Regions from separate parts of the Mus musculus genome. Here region 1 is linked to region 2. A link is a loop called in an ENCODE intact Hi-C map of the cell type or tissue named here. Cell type or tissue: gastrocnemius. All regions are shown on one strand.

Region 1 (8,000 bases), 65 kb before region 2:
CCGGGAGGGGCGCAGAGTACGCGGCGGGCGGCGGCGGCCCGGAGGCCGGTGGGGCCCGGAGGCCGCGGCGCGGTCAGTCGAGCCGAGCCGAGCCGAGCCGAGCCGAGCCGCGCCGATCGCCATCGGCTCCGGCTCTCGTGGGCGGTCCCGGCCGGCGGCGCGGCCTGGCGGGCCGGGCGGCGCTGCAGCCCATGGAGCTCGAGAACATCGTAGCGAACACGGTGCTACTCAAGGCCCGGGAAGGTGAGGCCAGGCAGGCGGGCGGCCAGGCCTGGGCGCGGGGATCGCGGGCGCGCGACCTCCGAGCTCCATGAGGCGTCCGGGCCCCAGTTATCCTCGTGCCCTGGAGTCTGCACCCGGACTCTTAAGCGCAGACATGAGCCCTTCCGGCCCTCCGCTTCTGCCCCCGGAACCCGGGGCCCAGGAGGGGCGGGGGTCGCGCCATGGGCCTCAAGTCGGGTTTGGGGGTGATGAAGAAGAAAGGGAAGGAAGGGAAAAGGTGGAACATGAGCCCCAGAGGAATGCGTGTGAGGCCTCTTCTACGTGAGAGGCAGGAAGGTGCCCCACGTGCCCCAGGCCCAGATGCCCTGAACGGCACAAAGTTGGTAATCGGTAAAGATTAGAGAATGAATGAGCCGAGCCTTTGTATAGACAACCCAACCGACAGGGGGAAACTTCTGGACACACACATTACATGCAGAACCACCACTCACCTGGAGCTTCTGGGCACTAAAAACGGGTGCATGGGTAACGTTTTTGGCATTTAGCAAGCCTTTGACCTACTAGGGCAGATGCACCGGGGAAATAAATGAGAGACGAGCATAACGGGCTATAAGGACTGTAGGGCTAAAAGCCAGTCTGGTCGACTTAGTGTGTGCGCGCACATGGATATGGTGCGGAGTTGCTCTTCCTTGGTTTCACTCCAGATGTTATTTGGCTCTATGGGTCCTAGATGACTAGAGCCAGACAAACGACATAGAGTGACATAATCATTAGATACCTGTAGTGCCCTACTCTGTCCAGGGTGCTGGTGGGCAAACACCAACAAGATTTTTCTTTTTGGAACTCCAGGGAGGGACACAGTGACAGCTTTCCACTTTCTGCTGGGTTTCCATGATGAAGGAACCTTCAGCTTCGCTGTTCTATATCAGTTTACAGGTGTGAAACTGAAGCTCAGATCAGAGATTGTAATTGACCTAGGGTCAGGCAGATACCCAGTAGAGTCTATAGGTAGCTCAGACAAGTCCCCAGTGTGCCGCAGTCCCTGATGTCCTCTGCCTACTTGGTGCATGTCACACCCAGAGAGGTGTTACCTGGAAATGGGATGGGCAGGTTGGATCCCTAGTGCCCAAGGGAGGCAATCTTATCTCCTGTCCCTTATCAAGCTCAGGGGCTGGGCCTTCCTCTCAGCCTCTGGGGGCATCTGCTGATTCTGTTCTGCCTCGTCATGCAGCCAGCCAGGGAGGAGGGATAAGGAGAGCCAAGGCCAGGCTTCACTTCCTAGGGCTAGCCAATTTGGGGCTCAGCTCTGCTGAGGGTATTGCCTTGTTGGGCGAGATCCTGTGGGCACCTTTGCATAGGTGAGCCGGCATTACTGGATCTTGGCCCAGGATATCATGGCCAAAATGAGGACTAGTGCCTCCTCTAGAGGTCCTGTGTCCTGGACTTGCTGTGACAGCACTGTACACACCTGCATGGCCTTTAACCTGCTTTCTGTCCCTCAACATTATCGTTTCCTTATTTTACATGTAAATTTTAAGGAAAGCCTCATTGCCCCGAAATCTTCTATACCTAGGGACTGCTTGTGTGAGAATCAGTGCACAAAACAGCTAGCAGCTTGAGGCCAGCTTTCCAAGTGACCAGAGACCCTCACAGCAGTTGGGAAACCTGTGGTATATGCATACAGTTGGCTTTATTTTGTAGGTTCTGTTTTTGAGATGGTCTCACTATATGTATAGTTTTGGCTTACTTAGACCTTGCTATGTAGATCAGGCTGGCCTTGAACTCAGAGATCTACCTTTGCCTCCCAGGTGCTGGGATACAGCTCAGTTGGCTTTTAATAGACGCTAGTCTTGTAAGGAACTTGGATTTGAGAGCTGGGCTTGAATTCTCTTCTACTGTTACCCTCAGCCTCAGAATCCACTGCCCAGAGCCTAACTTGTATGTCATCTGGCACTAGGTGGGATGATCTTTGGGGTGCGTACCCTCACTTGGATTTCTTCCTTTCCCCAGTGCCAGAGGCCTACAGGAGGAGGGCAGAGTAGGGTGGAGAGGAGCCCCACAGATCGGCAGCTGGTTCTAGGACAGGATATTTGCATGTGACTTTTTGCTCTTGTCTTGATACAGCTGGGAGGATGGGGAGGAGGAAGTGGGGGGGGGGGTGAGGCAAGAAAATGTAGGGCTGGGTGGGGAACCTGGGGTGGAGGGAGAGTGGGAGGGAGCTCCCTCTGGGGAGGCTTGCCCATGGTTAAGGAGTTGGAGGTTTCTTGCTCACTTGCAGTGAGGCAATGGCTGTGGGGCACATGGGGTACAGGCTGTAGCTGGGCCACCAGAGAGGGTTTCTCAAGGGGACGCTGTAGCACTTCCTCTTTCCTCGTGGAGCCCAATTAGGGACCCAGCTGTGACCTCTTCCCAGAAGGCAGCTCCTCCCCCTCCATCACTTGCACTGGATCAGATAGAGGCAGTGCTGGGGAAACTGAGGCCTGGCTACGGAACTTGGTTGCCCTAGGTTGTCAGTAAATTGGAGCTAGGTCTTACTTCTCTATATAGTCCTAATGGGAGCTGGACACAGTTGCTCCCACTCATCCTACTGTGCAGTGATGACCGGAAGTGTACCCTGGAGATTCAGGTCCAGGAGGCTGCACGGCCCAGGTTCCTCCCGTCATTCTGATGTCCCCATGTGCTGTCCCAAAGACACTTGTGGGTCCCATTCTGACGTGCTCTGTTTGTCTGCAATGTGGGTTTTTTTGTTCACTTGGTTCTTTGAGACTGTGCCTAGTTTTCAAATTTCTAGTCTAGTTTGCCTGTCTCTCACTACTTCCGCAGGTGGGGGTGGGAACTCCTGAAGCACACATTTAGCCTACCTGTCAGACTCTGAAGGCATCCCAGCCAGCTCAGCCAAATAAAATAAGGAAGGCATCAGTGGGGTGGGGGTGGGGGGATGATGGAGCATCCTCCTGCCACCCCCTTGCTGAGGGCAGGGGATAGTTCTGGTGCGGTGATTGGTGTTACAGGGGTGAGGGGTTGTTCAGATTGCCTCTGGCATCTCACATGTGTCCCATATGACACAGGATCTCTGGCTGGCGTGCCTTGGCTTGTTATGTGATACCCTCCACTGTGGTACCTTTGTCTACTTTCTTGATTGATTGTTTAAAGACCATGGTCTCACTATGTAGCCTTGGCTGTTCTAGAACTGACTTGTAGACCAGGCTGGCCCCAAACTCAGAGATCCACCTGTGTTTTGAATGGCAAGTGCTACCATGCCCAGCTTCTTGTCTTGTCTACTTCTTTTTGTTTTTCTTCTTTTTTTTTTTTTTTCCAAAACATAATTCCTCTGTGTAGCCCTGGCTGTCCTGGAAGTTGCTCTGCCAACCAGGCTGACCTTGAACTCAGATTTACCTGTGTCTGCCTCCCACGTGCTGGGATTAAAGGTGTGCCCCACCACTGCCCAGCTCCTATTCTCCTAACCTGTAGACTTCCCACTGTGTTAGGAGTGAATGAGGCGGAACTTCTTGATGAGATGTCCTCATTGGTCATTTTGGTTCTCATCCAGGGAACTCTTACCATGGGTGCCCACAAGGGCCATGTGTGTCCTGGAACTTGTTAAGGGCATGCTGGAATGTTTGGAAGAAGCCTCAAGGTTCCTCCCGCAGCAGGTTTGGCCTTACTTAACAGGGCCCTGAAGGCCTCTCTGTACAACATGTTTAGGGGAAGGTTCCGAGGCAGGCGGCTCAGGACTCAATGGGACCCAGTTCCTGATTGCTCTTGCAGGTGGTGGCGGGAATCGCAAAGGCAAGAGCAAGAAATGGCGCCAGATGCTGCAGTTCCCCCATATCAGCCAGTGTGAGGAGCTTCGACTCAGCCTTGGTGAGGCCTGGCTCCCAGAGCAGACTGGGGGGAGGGGAGCTGGGGGGGGTAGCCATGAGGAGTCATCCCCAGACATATCCTTGGCCATGGGGGCCTGGGGGGGGGAATGTCCAGGAAGACCGAGACGCCATAGTCCAGTTTCAGTTCCTGGGCCTGAAATGGCAGAGGGCAGAGAACGGAGACTGGTGTCAGCAGAGTGGGCATGGGCGAAGGCAGAGGGCCAGGATGGAGGGAGGTGAGAGAAACTTAGGAGGGAAGTCAGGTTTGGAACACCAGTCCTGCGCTCATGAGCTTTGCACCTGAGGGTACCCATCAAAGCTAGGGCAGTATGGTGGTTACTTCTAGAAGGGCTCATCCCAGTTCCAGCATCGTGGATGAGGGTCTGAACTGTATGTACCTCAGGTGGCCCCGTCCTCTGCTGATGGCTTGCATGCGCTTGGGACGGAGGCCCAGCTGAGAGCAGCGGAAGCCACAGCTTCCTCTCGCACTTTCGCCAGGCAGGCAACAGGTGTAGACTTGGGCTGGGCTGGGCGGCAACCACACAGACCACACCCAACTCCAGAACTGTGACAAGCAAGTCCAGGAAACAACAGGGAAAGGAGACCTGGTGTCTAGAGCCCAGACTCCTGGCTGTGTGGCACTGAGTTGAATTAATCAACCCCTCTGGGCCCCATAGCCCCCAGGTTACATTGGACTTGCAGTGGCGCCCACCTGAAGATTGCAGGGAGGGTTCTGAAGAGATAATGACTGCCACTTTTTGGGGCTAGAAGTTATTGGATTCCAGATGTGGGGATATAGAACAGAGTGCCCTGCCAGTGAGTTCTAGGTCTGTGACCTCGCAGTTCCCCTCTTGGCCTGCAGAGCGTGACTACCACAGCCTATGTGAGCGCCAGCCCATTGGGCGCCTGTTATTTCGTGAGTTCTGTGCTACGAGACCTGAGCTGACCCGGTGTACTGCCTTCCTGGATGGGGTGGTGAGTATCCCACCCAGGGCCCAGCCCAGCACTGAGGGCAGGCAGAGGTCCTGGCCATTTTCCTCCCCCCCCCCCCCCGCCCCTACTCCGTCCCCACATCTGTCAGGTTCTTTGCCTCTCACCCTGCAGTCTGAATATGAGGTGACCCCTGATGAGAAGCGGAAAGCATGTGGGCGCCGACTAATGCAGAACTTTCTGAGCCACACGGTGAGTGAGCGGTGACAGGGAGATGACAGCAGCAGGCAGGGCCCAGTGACAACAGCACAGGAGTGACCACAGCCTGGGCACTGAGTGCCCGGGAGCTGTTCCAGGCAGCCCCAAGGGCATGGAGCCCAAGGGTTGGGCTGAGCTTGGGTCAGGCAGCCTGCCAGGGGCTGGCTCACCCTGCCTTAAGGGCCGGCAGAAAGGGAGTTGAACAAACTGGCAGCTAGTGTGCACTTGCTACCCATAGCCGCTCTCGGCACCCACAGACATCTGCCTGTGCTGCCCCGGGAGTAGGCAGTTGTCCAAGGGAGCCCTCTTGCATTAGGTGTCTGTGGCATGTCCCTAGGGTCCTGACCTCATCCCTGAAGTTCCACGGCAGCTGGTGAGTAACTGTGCCCAGCGGCTAGAGCAGGGACCCTGCAAAGACCTCTTCCAGGAGCTGACCCGGTAAGGCTCCATACCTCCTGGTCTGGAATTGTTCCAGGGAAGGGGGCTTCTGTGGGCTCTGAAGTCTGTGACAAGCTCAGCTCCTCTTCCTGTCCGCGTTGTTGGAGTTTAGCAGTTGCCTCCCATCCCTGCTTCAGTGTAGAGTGCATGCACCCTCCTGCTCAGGGCCTCAGTGAGAAGCTTGCCGAAGGAAAAGGATGTTGCTTTGTGTCTGACCGGCATGTAGTGGGAGGCCTGTGCCTTCAGGCTGAGAATTGGCCTTGTTAGAGGCTCGCCTACAGACTGATCCTCTCTCAACAGGCTGACCCACGAGTACCTGAGCACGGCCCCTTTTGCCGACTACCTCGACAGCATCTACTTCAACCGTTTTCTGCAGTGGAAGTGGCTGGAAAGGTGAACGCCTCCCAAGCTGGCCTGTGGTAGGTCAGATTGTGGGCTCTCATGGCAAGCCCTGCCTGTGTAAATGTTTGTTTTTTTACTCTCGCCTATAGGCAACCAGTGACCAAAAACACCTTCAGGCAGTACCGAGTCCTGGGCAAAGGTGGCTTTGGGGAGGTAAGTGGCCACCCAGGTCTTTGCAGAGTATAGTAGATTGGGTACTTGTAGGCCCGGGCCCTCCCACCTTCAGCAAGAGCATGGCTGGCCCCCATCCATCCCTGTCTGCCTGGTTACAGGTATGTGCCTGCCAGGTGCGGGCAACAGGCAAGATGTACGCATGCAAGAAACTGGAAAAGAAGCGGATAAAGAAGCGAAAGGGGGAGGCCATGGCTCTCAACGAGAAACAGATCTTGGAGAAAGTGAACAGTAGGTTTGTAGTAAGTACACAAGGAGCCCTCTCCCTTCCCCTGGGCCACACCACCTGCTACATTCCCCACCCACCAGGCTAAATTCCCTCCCTATTGCCAAAGGGACTGCCCTCTGCCCCCTCCCTTCCTGCCCTGGACAGTACCCAAGAAGGGTGGGGTAGGAGTGCTATTCCAGGCTCAGGAAGCCTGCTGGGTCCTAAGGAGTGGCACACAGAAGATGGTGGCTGCCATTAGCATTTAGGAGAGTGAGCATGCGTGCGAACAGGTTCCTGGCTGAGGGTGTGGGTCTCCCGAGCACAGGTGAGCTTAGCCTACGCCTATGAGACCAAGGATGCACTGTGCCTGGTGCTGACATTGATGAATGGAGGTGACCTAAAGTTCCACATCTACCACATGGGCCAGGCTGGCTTTCCTGAAGCACGTGCTGTCTTCTATGCTGCTGAGATCTGCTGTGGCCTGGAAGACCTGCACCGGGAACGCATTGTGTACAGGTAGGGCGGGGCTCGGGCGGCTGGCTGTTCCAGGTCTTGGTCCTTCCTGGACAGCGACAGCAGTTAGGTTTGAGAGTGGCAGCTCTGGCTGCCTGTCAGGCTGGGCAGTGGAAGTATTGTGTGCTGGAGGTTTCTCTAACCACAAGCCAACACCGGCTCCACACAAACCCCCTCGTGTTCGATAGATTTGAGCGCTTCAGACCTAGGTTTGGGAATCCAGCCTGCTGGCCAATGTGTGAATTCTGATTTTGACACGCCTCTCTGTGTGACCTTAAGCTAGTCCGCTCCCTGCTTCCAAAACAAGTTCTGTTTCTGGGAGACTCCACTTCCTGCCTTGCAGGCGGGCTCAGTAGTAGCGAGCCCTACTTATGATTATGGATGGAGCGTCTATTAGAGCCTCCCAGTGGCCCTCTGAGGGGATGGAAGGCTAGCCTCATGTGACAGAGAAGGTAGAGTTGGCCCCTGGGGGAAGGGAGCACAGGTGAACAAGTCCAAGGATGACTTCCAGGGACCCCTCTCCCCAGGTGCTCCCCCACTGGGTTGCAGTCCTCAGTTCTTACTACTCTAGAAAGTTCCTGAGGTCCTGGTTGCTGCCCGGGGAGAGCAGGGCTCGTTCACCTTGCTCCATGCCTGAACCCAGTAGGCACTTGAACTGCCAGGGGCAGGCTCTGTCTGGCTTCCTGGAAAACAGGCCTCTGACCCTGTGTTTCTCTCCCCATAGGGATCTAAAGCCAGAGAATATCCTTCTGGATGACCATGGTGGGTGAGAAGGCCCAAGTGGGAGATGGGGTGAGGTTGGAAGCTAGGCCTATCAGTGAACCCACCTGCTTCCATACCCCTACCCAGGCCACATTCGGATCTCGGACCTGGGACTGGCCGTGCATGTGCCTGAGGGCCAGACCATCAAAGGCCGTGTGGGCACTGTGGGCTACATGGGTAAGTCCTGTTGACCTAGTACGCCAGTCTCCTCAGCCCCCTTGCTGTCCCAGGCC
Region 2 (8,000 bases):
GGGTGCCAGGCATGGTATACGTGTGATGCTAACACTCAGGCAGGCTAGGCAGAAGGACTGGCAGCTCAAGGCAAGATGCCCCCTCATTCCGTGGCTGTTTGGGGTCTGTATGTCCCCTCTCACCTTTGTTTCACTCCAAAGAGCCCCTAATAATGGGGACGGGGAAGTGACACTGTAAAAGGGAAATGACCTAGTCACAGGCATGGTGAGTCAGCACATGGAGACCTGGGTTAGCCACTCCTTCCTATACAGGCTGCTTCCTGAGAGGTGTGGGGCAAGACCAAGGTGGGGGGTCCTGGGAGGAGGAGCCACTGGCTCCCTGAAAAGGGGTGGAGACATGAGGGACCACTTCTCTCGTGGGGTACTCAAAATGTGAGGGCTAAGCTGGTGGTCAGAGCACCACAGGGAAAGAGAGGCTAGTGAGATTAAGGAGGGGAAAAGCCAGGGGACTGGACAGTGTTATGGGTGTGGGTGAGTCAGCCTGGGAGCTCCACTGAGCAGCCCAACCCCCAAATCCCAGACATTACCTCATCTTCCAGGCCTGGGCCCACAGCCAGCCCTAGCCCCTCCTTCCTCCCTCCACTCTGGGGTCAGGGGAGGGATAGCGGGCTGGCCCAATTTAGAAAAGACCACCCCACCCATCAGGGCCTAACTCACTCCAGGGCAGGACTCAGCGGGTGGCCCCACCCACAGGTTAAAGCTGCTGACAAAGGAGGCCAGGGGCCAGCAGGGGCCAGCAGAGTGCCCCCAAAAGGCAACATCTGCAGGGCCTTCCTTACCAATGAAGAAAACTTAAGACCTACACTACACTGGCCAGCACTTTCCCAGAGGGGAGGAAGAAACCCGTAGGATGTACGCGTGGGGGAAGGGTCTAGATAGCCCTTAGTCATCCTGCTGGTTGGAGCAGATTCCAAAGCAATTCCAGAGAAGGATTCTGGGAAGAACACAGCATGCATGCCTGCCTGCCCTGTCCACCATGTCTGGCTCCCACAGAGAGAACCAGCCTTGATACCCTACTCAGGCTGGGCAGTGCCTGGAAATTCTCAGGCCCCTTTGGGCTGGGCTTGCCCTGGGCTTCCTGCCAGCAGCTGCCTGCCTACACAGTGGCTGGGTGGGCCTCTCTAGGCAGGCGGATATCAGGGAAGGAAGTCCCTGCCCCCTTTTTGACCCCCTAGGCCAGTCAGAGATACCAAGCTGGAAGGCTGGGCACAAAGTTTGCTTTGAGTCCTACTGACACCAATGACTGAGGGCCAGGTAAGGGGCCTAGACTTAGGCCAGCCCTCTTGGGCTCTGTTGACTAGCCACTGCTGGCCATCCCAACTGGGGCCCGCATTCTTGGGCTTATAAGGTAATCCCCCTGCCTCAGGGAGGAGTCAGTTCCCAGCTCCACCCTCCTCACCAGGGTGGACTGAGGAATGGGAACAGGAATTCTACAGGCCAGCCTCACTACACCTAGGCTTGGGGTCAAAGGCCACACAGCCTGACTAGAGCCAGCTGACTGGGACTCAGTCCTCACACAGGGCGGGAAGAGTTCCCCGTTGGCCTTGACCGTACAGAGAGTACAAGCCGTTTTTGTGCCTCAGTTCAAACCCTTGCTCTGCAGTGGACTTACTGAATGGGCTCCTCCAGCCCACCAAGCTCTGTCACTTGGGGAAACAGGATGACAACTGCTATTCCTTGAATAACTGGAATTAAAGTTACATCCTGCTGGGGACCTGGCTCCACAGGCTGCTCTCCTAGCTAAGTAAGATACTTCTTGGAGACATCAGCCTCCAATACCGAAGGAACAGGCTCCCCCTTGTCACTCACAGATGGCTTGGTGGGAGAGCATCAAATACCATGTCAAAGTAGGGAAGTTGGGAGTGCCTCTCTACTCTCCACCTAGTTGGGAGTCCTGGTAGTTAAGTGTCCATTTGGACCTGGATACTCCTGCCTTATTGGTCCTGGCTTGCTCCTGCTGTTTCCTCCCATGATCCTCTGGAAACCTGAGCACCCAAGAACCCTTGGGGAGTTTGTTCCCCCACCTAGGCTCACCCGAGAGATAGAGAGGGGCACATTGAAGTCCTTGCCCCCTTGCAGACGGAAGCCCCAAGGGGCTGGCCCTTCCAGCACCACCTTGAAGGAATCCATCGTGCCTGCTCCTGTGAGGAAGAAGAGAAAGTGTCTGCAATGCAAATTGGCAGGCAGGTCCAGATCTGGGCACTAGCGTTGGCCAGGCACCAAGAAGGCACGGGCGGACGCTCAACACACACAGGCACTGGGAGGCAGGTATCTCAGCTGGCTTGGCTGGGCTCCTGGCAGGCCGACCTCTCACAGACAACAGACAAGGTGGTTCCCCACCCTGCCCCCTGCCACCGGGAGGGCCTGGAGAGGCCTCTCCGAGCTCAGGTGCTTTTCTCTTCCAGGGGTTGGCTGTGGGGCTAATTGGCACTGCTTTGCCCAAGCTAACCTGGAATCTCAGGAGGGTGGCGGGGTGAGTCAGGGGCCAGCTCCCCCTCCTTCCCCGGGTCCCGGCAGGCAGGCCGCCGCCGGAGCCTGCTCGGACTATATAAGGCGTGTAAGCTGACACTGTAGAGAGCCCGAGGAGGGAGCACGTTAGGGGCTCGGGATATGAGGGGGAGGGGTGGAGAAGGAGGACGCTGGAGCGGGTCCTAGCCATTTTGGGACAGGTCGAGGCTGCTGGTGGTCAGGGCGGGACCCCTGGTCTCTGAAAGGGGAAAAGAAAAACGGGGTACTGGTCCTGTAGAGAGCGACGGGGGCCGTGTCCCTTACGCACGGCCAGAGAGGGGATCCTTTCTGGAAGCCAGAGAAAGTGGTGCCACCCACGCACGATGCTCCCTTGCCAACATGACTCTGTTTCCCTTCGTCTCCCGCCCCAGCCCCGCGCTTGGCCGCGTCCCCACCGCACACAGTGGCGCAGGCGCCAATCAGCCCCACTTCGCCGCAGGAAGGCGGGGGCGGAGGCTGCGGCCGAAGCCAGCCGAGGGAATCTGGCACTCTTCACGACCACCCACGCCCTCCCCAGCGCCTCAGCGGGCCATAGGACCCCGTAGGGTGCAGGCCAGGAACCCCCTCGCGGACGCCGGTACCTGAGTGCCCGCCTGGGCCGCTGCCTGGCAGCCTCCGGGAGCAGCGATGGGATCCGCCGCTGCGCTCTGACCCCGCCTCCGCGGACGCCGCGCCTTTTGAGCCCGCGGAAGGGGGCGGAGCCCTAGGCCACGCCCTCCCCAGGCCAAACGAGTGGACATCCCGGGGTCGGTGGGAGGCCCCACCCAGTCAAAAAACCCTGAGTCTCCAGGAGAGGGAAGGTGAGATCGGGCACTTACCCTCGCCAGTCGGGTCGCTGCCCAGCCTGTGCCCCGCTTCAGGCTCTCGCCCAAGCCCCTTGCGCCTCCCACTGGCGGAGTGGAGGAAAGCATCCGTTTGAAACCCCAGAGTTGATTGATCTCTCACCGTATTCTCTTGTAGAGGAAAATGGCATGGTAACACTTTTCTGTTAGGGATACTGTTAGAGGTCAATATTGTCAGCATCATCAGATTTCAGATTCTCTAGGAACTGGAGAAGCGAGATAGGGTAGTTTCAAGTTAGGCTTCCTGGTGTTCGGGATGTAGCTTAGTGGTGGAGCTCAGTAGCTAAGCTCTCTGGAGGCCCTTGTTTCAGTCCTCAACACCAAACCCAACCAAAGGCTTGCAGGATATAACAAACAAGTAAATACATACATAGTAAGAGCCAACGGGGGCGGGCTTAGCGCCACTTGTTGTCTGACGGTGTAAGTAGAGTCCACAGCCATGGGACTTCCACCCAGAGCCCCCAGAACCACTATTGGAATGGATTGTTTCCCATTTAACCCCAGTCCAGAGTACACAGTTCTTCCAATGCGGTTGGGATGGAAGGGGCTGCCACGGAGTGTTCTCAGAGCCCCTGCTTTAGCCTCGGTCTTAGCCAAGGGTGGGCAGAAGGAAAAGCTGAGCTCTCCTGAATGTTTGAGTCAGTAGAGAGGTGCACAGCCTCCCCTTGCCCAGCCCCCCCATCATCACACCCCCTCTTCCCCATCATTGTCCCAAGTACATAAATTCTTATGGGAGTTGTCATCCTTGAAGAAATCCTCTTCAGGTGGGTCTCTGAGTTCAAGGCCAGACTGACTGATCTATGTAGTGAGTTCCAGGACAGCCAAGGCTACACAGAGAAACCGTGTCTCGAAAAACTGAAGAAAAAAAAAAACCAAAAAAACAAAACCACCCTCTTTAGCTATCTGCTATGCTTCTGTCTCCATCACGTTTCCCTCTTTGTCCCTCGTCCCCTATACTATTGACTCTTTCTCCAGGTCTTCTATGACCTCAATTAAGTCAGCTGCAGCCTTCAGGTTTCATCCTGTTCTGACAGGAATGCTGGTCTACACCAGGTTGATCAGGGGTTTTTTCTTTTTCCATTCCTTCATTTCTATCTTCTTCTTCCCACCCCCACCCCCCCAGATACAGCGCCTTCTTCTGACCTCTCTAGGCATCTGGTGCACACATAGCGCACATATGCATGCAGGGAAAACGCCCATACGCATAAAATAAGGTCTCCTTGGGTAGACTGGCTTGAACTTGCATGGGTTCCCAGATCTTCCAGCTCTTCCCTCCGGAGGGCTGAGATCATACCAAGCCCAGCAGCTTCCTCATCTAAAATCCCAATCTTTCTAGCTTCAAGGCTTCCTTCCCTCTATAACACTTCATCGGCCTCCAGTCTTTGGCCATTTGGTCATGAAACTCACACCTTAAGAGCCCTTACTCTCCTTTGGCTTTCAATAACACTGAAAATGGTCAGCCCGAGCTCTTTCCTCAAGAACTGCAGACACCAATAATGTATACCTTGTCTACGTGTCTGCCAGGAAGGTTTCTCAAACAATCCAAGTTTGTGCTTTCTTCTCACTCCTTCCTGGTCTCAGCCAATGACATCATTCACCTGGTTGGTTCCGCAGAACCTATGAAATTATATGTCTCTTCTCATCTACATCATCTCCCGATGTTCTCACAGCTAACCCTTGCTGCTGTTTCACCCATACACATAAAATAAGGTCTCCTTGTGTAGACTGGCTTGAACAGCAGCAGCTAACTCTTGCTGCTGTTTCACCTCCATCGAATGCTTCAACACCTACGAGCCTCCTTGCTGACCGCCCCGCTATCACCCTTGCCTCCCCCCACCCCACCCCCCAGTCTTCTTGCCGTTGCGGATGTGATATTCTTAAAACAGAGATCACACTTCATCTTTTTAGCATTCCAGTGGGCTCACACTCGATTTAAAATAAAACTAAAATCCTTAAGACCTACCCAAGACTAAGAAACTGGGTCAAGTGTTGGGCCTGGCAGCACAGGGCCTGTGTAATTCCAGCTACTGGGGAAAAGGGGGGTTACATGTTCAAGGCCAGCCTAGGCCATTTAATGAGACCCTGCTTCAAAATAAGTAAAAGGAGAAAAAAGAAAGAAAAGAAAAGAAATACAATAAAAATAAGGGAAAGGAGGAGGTTATGCTTAGCTTCTTGGGGAAGATGTTAAGTCTGACTCTCTAAGACATGAAAAAGAAATAAAACTGGCAGAGCTCTTTCACACTCGCCCACTCCACTTAGCCCACTCTGGCCCTGGTTCTACACCCCCAAGTATATTCTCGCCTTAGGGCCCCTTTGCATTTCACAATTTCTTTATCTTCAAACACTTTTTTTTTCTTTTTTAAAAAACATTTACTTGTTTATTTTCTATATATGAGTACACTGTCACTCTCTTCAGACACACCAGAGGAGGGCATCAGATTCCATTACAGATGGTTGTGAGCCATCATGGGGTTGCTGGGAGTTGAACTCAGGACCTTCAGAAGAGCAGTCAGTGCTCTTCTTCTTCTTTTTCTTCTTCTTCTTCTTCTTCTTCTTCTTCTTCTTCTTCTTCTTCTTCTTCTTCTTCTTCTTTTCTTTTTCTTCTTTTTCTTTTTCTTTTCTTTCTTTTTTCTTTTCTTTTCTTTTCTTTCTTTCTTTCTTTTTTTTTTTTTTTTGAGACACGGTTTCTCTGTGTATCCCTGGCTGTCCTGAAACTCACTCTGTAGACCAGGCTGGCCTCAAACTCAGAAATCCACCTGCCCCTGCCTCCCGAGTGCTGGGATTACAGGCATGTGCCACCACACCCCGCTGCAGTCAGTGCTCTTAACCACTGAGCCATCTCTCCAGCCCAACTATTTTTTTTTCTGTAGGGATCTAAAAGCCTTATTTTTTTTTTCTCTGTTTGAATACTGCCTCCTCCTGGGGTCTTCTCCGAGCACCCCATCTGGAACAGCAGTCCCCACTGGAGAGATGGCACAGCAGTTAAGAGCACCAGCGGATCTTTCAAAGGACCCAGGTTTGATTCTCAGAACCCACATGGTGGCTCACAACCATTTGTAATTCTAATTCCAGGGGGTTTCAGACACCCTCTGCTGGCTTCCCTGTGTACCAGGCATGTACATGGTGCGTAGATTATACATGCAGACAGACAAATAGAATAAACAAAGACATTTTAAATATTTAAAACAGCAGTTCCATGATACCATACCTGTATCATACCCTAGTCCTTTAACCTACTTTGTTTTCCCCATAGCACTTTCCACCCTGTGATATACTGTGCCCCTATTGTGCCTGCCCTCAGAACCTGCACGGAGTTGATATGATCAGATGAAGGAAGGCTTGCAAAGGTGCAATGAAGGAAAGAGAATGGCACTTCGACGGCTCCTGGCCATCTGCCGGCCGACAGGAAAGGCTTCCAAGGACCTTTCTTGCTCCACAGAAAGGCATGGGCCTGGGTGCATCTTTTTGGATCTTCTCAAGAACACACAGCCTCCAGGTTTGGAACAGGCAGGGACTAGGAAGGATACAGCGCCCTCTGGTGGCCAGGATCCCTGCAGCTCCATGGCCAGGTCTCTTAGTTCTGAAGGTCTTCTAAACTAGTTGGAAGAAGATGGAAATCCCCATGCAACTGAGACTTTGACTGTTTTTTGTTTTGTTTGTTTGTTTTTTGCTTTTTTTTTTTGAGACAGAGTCTTTTTTTAAAATATGTATTTATTTATTATATGGAAGTACACTGTAGCTGTCTTCAGACACTCCAGAAGAGGGAGTCAGATCTCCTTACAGATGGTTGTGAGCCACCATGTGGTTGCTGGCATTTGAACTCAGGACCTCTGGAAGAGCAGTCAGTGTGCTTAACCTTGTACATTCTGGAAAACTCTCTACCACTGAGTCATATCCCCAGCCCTGAAACTGGGATTTTTAATGAAGAAGAGGTTAACAGACCAAAGCCTCCAGAGTTCTGGATTCCAGTTTTGGTTATGACCAGGACTCCGGTGTGTCCTTGTTTTTGGTGAAGTAGCAAGGGCTGTGACTACCCACTGAGGGAGAAGGCCTCCATGCCGCAGCTGCTCAGGTGAGGTTTCCTGGCCTTGTGGCTCTACGATTGCTTGATTGGTTGTGGGCGATGCTGTTTTGCCAGGACTGTTTGTGCTAACCTGACTCTCAGCATCTAACATCCTTCTAGACTTTTCTTTTTGTTCTCAAACACGCCTTGGGAGAGTAATGCACTGAGTCCCAACTTCTAACTTCTCGTCCCACATTAAAGTTGGAGATATTTTTCTTTCAGCAGTATTGGTGGGCAAGGGTTTCACATCTATTAGATAAGTGTTATCACCCTTTAGCTACAGCCCTAGACCCAGGATTGTCTTTTAGATATCCAGATGTCCAGTGTGCAGTGGGATTCTTAGATCTGTAGTGAGCATGAAGTATGTGTGTGTGTGTGCATGTACAAGTGTGCCTACATGCATACGTTTGTGTGTATGTGCACATGCATGCATGTGAGTGTGTATTGCATGTGTGTTCATGCATGTGTGAGTGTGTATATCTGTGTGTAAGTGTGTATGTGTGTGCATGTTCAAAGATTTATAGCGAACAGGGGAGAGTTGTATTATTCCTAGGTATTGCAGGCATTTGTGAGCCACTTCATGTGGG

What was found. Hi-C counts contacts between places; a loop is a spot of excess contacts. Peaks named below come from ENCODE experiments on the same cell type or tissue, not always from the same donor. Only the 100,000 strongest peaks of a DNase experiment are listed, where the experiment ranks them.
Region 1: it touches region 2 in a loop (3-fold over the local background); 3 of 42 quality-filtered maps call a loop at or near these places.

What each region holds. Positions count from the first base shown.
Region 1 is chr13:55,445,318-55,453,317 of GRCm38, forward strand. Grk6 (G protein-coupled receptor kinase 6) reads left to right here and starts at 14. Exons shown (of 16, transcript NM_001112711.2): 1 at 14-243; 2 at 3,991-4,086; 3 at 4,948-5,060; 4 at 5,190-5,267; 5 at 5,611-5,711; 6 at 6,012-6,104; 7 at 6,203-6,266; 8 at 6,386-6,526; 9 at 6,818-7,008; 10 at 7,730-7,767; 11 at 7,855-7,944. The coding sequence starts at 192. It overlaps Mir6943 (microRNA 6943), which reads left to right and starts at 7,789; the gene lies at 7,789-7,854. In gastrocnemius, a CTCF peak has its summit at 4,939; DNase peaks (open chromatin) are centred at 5,418 and 6,657; H3K4me3 peaks cover 4,203 bases; H3K27ac peaks cover 6,799 bases.
Region 2 is chr13:55,510,278-55,518,277 of GRCm38, forward strand. It overlaps Pdlim7 (PDZ and LIM domain 7), which reads right to left and starts at 3,169. Exons shown (of 13, transcript NM_001114088.2): 1 at 3,090-3,169; 2 at 2,035-2,141. The coding sequence starts at 2,130. In gastrocnemius, CTCF peaks have their summits at 762 (motif pointing right) and 3,389; DNase peaks (open chromatin) are centred at 596, 1,081, 2,258, 2,538 and 2 more places; H3K4me3 peaks cover 3,797 bases; H3K27ac peaks cover 3,879 bases.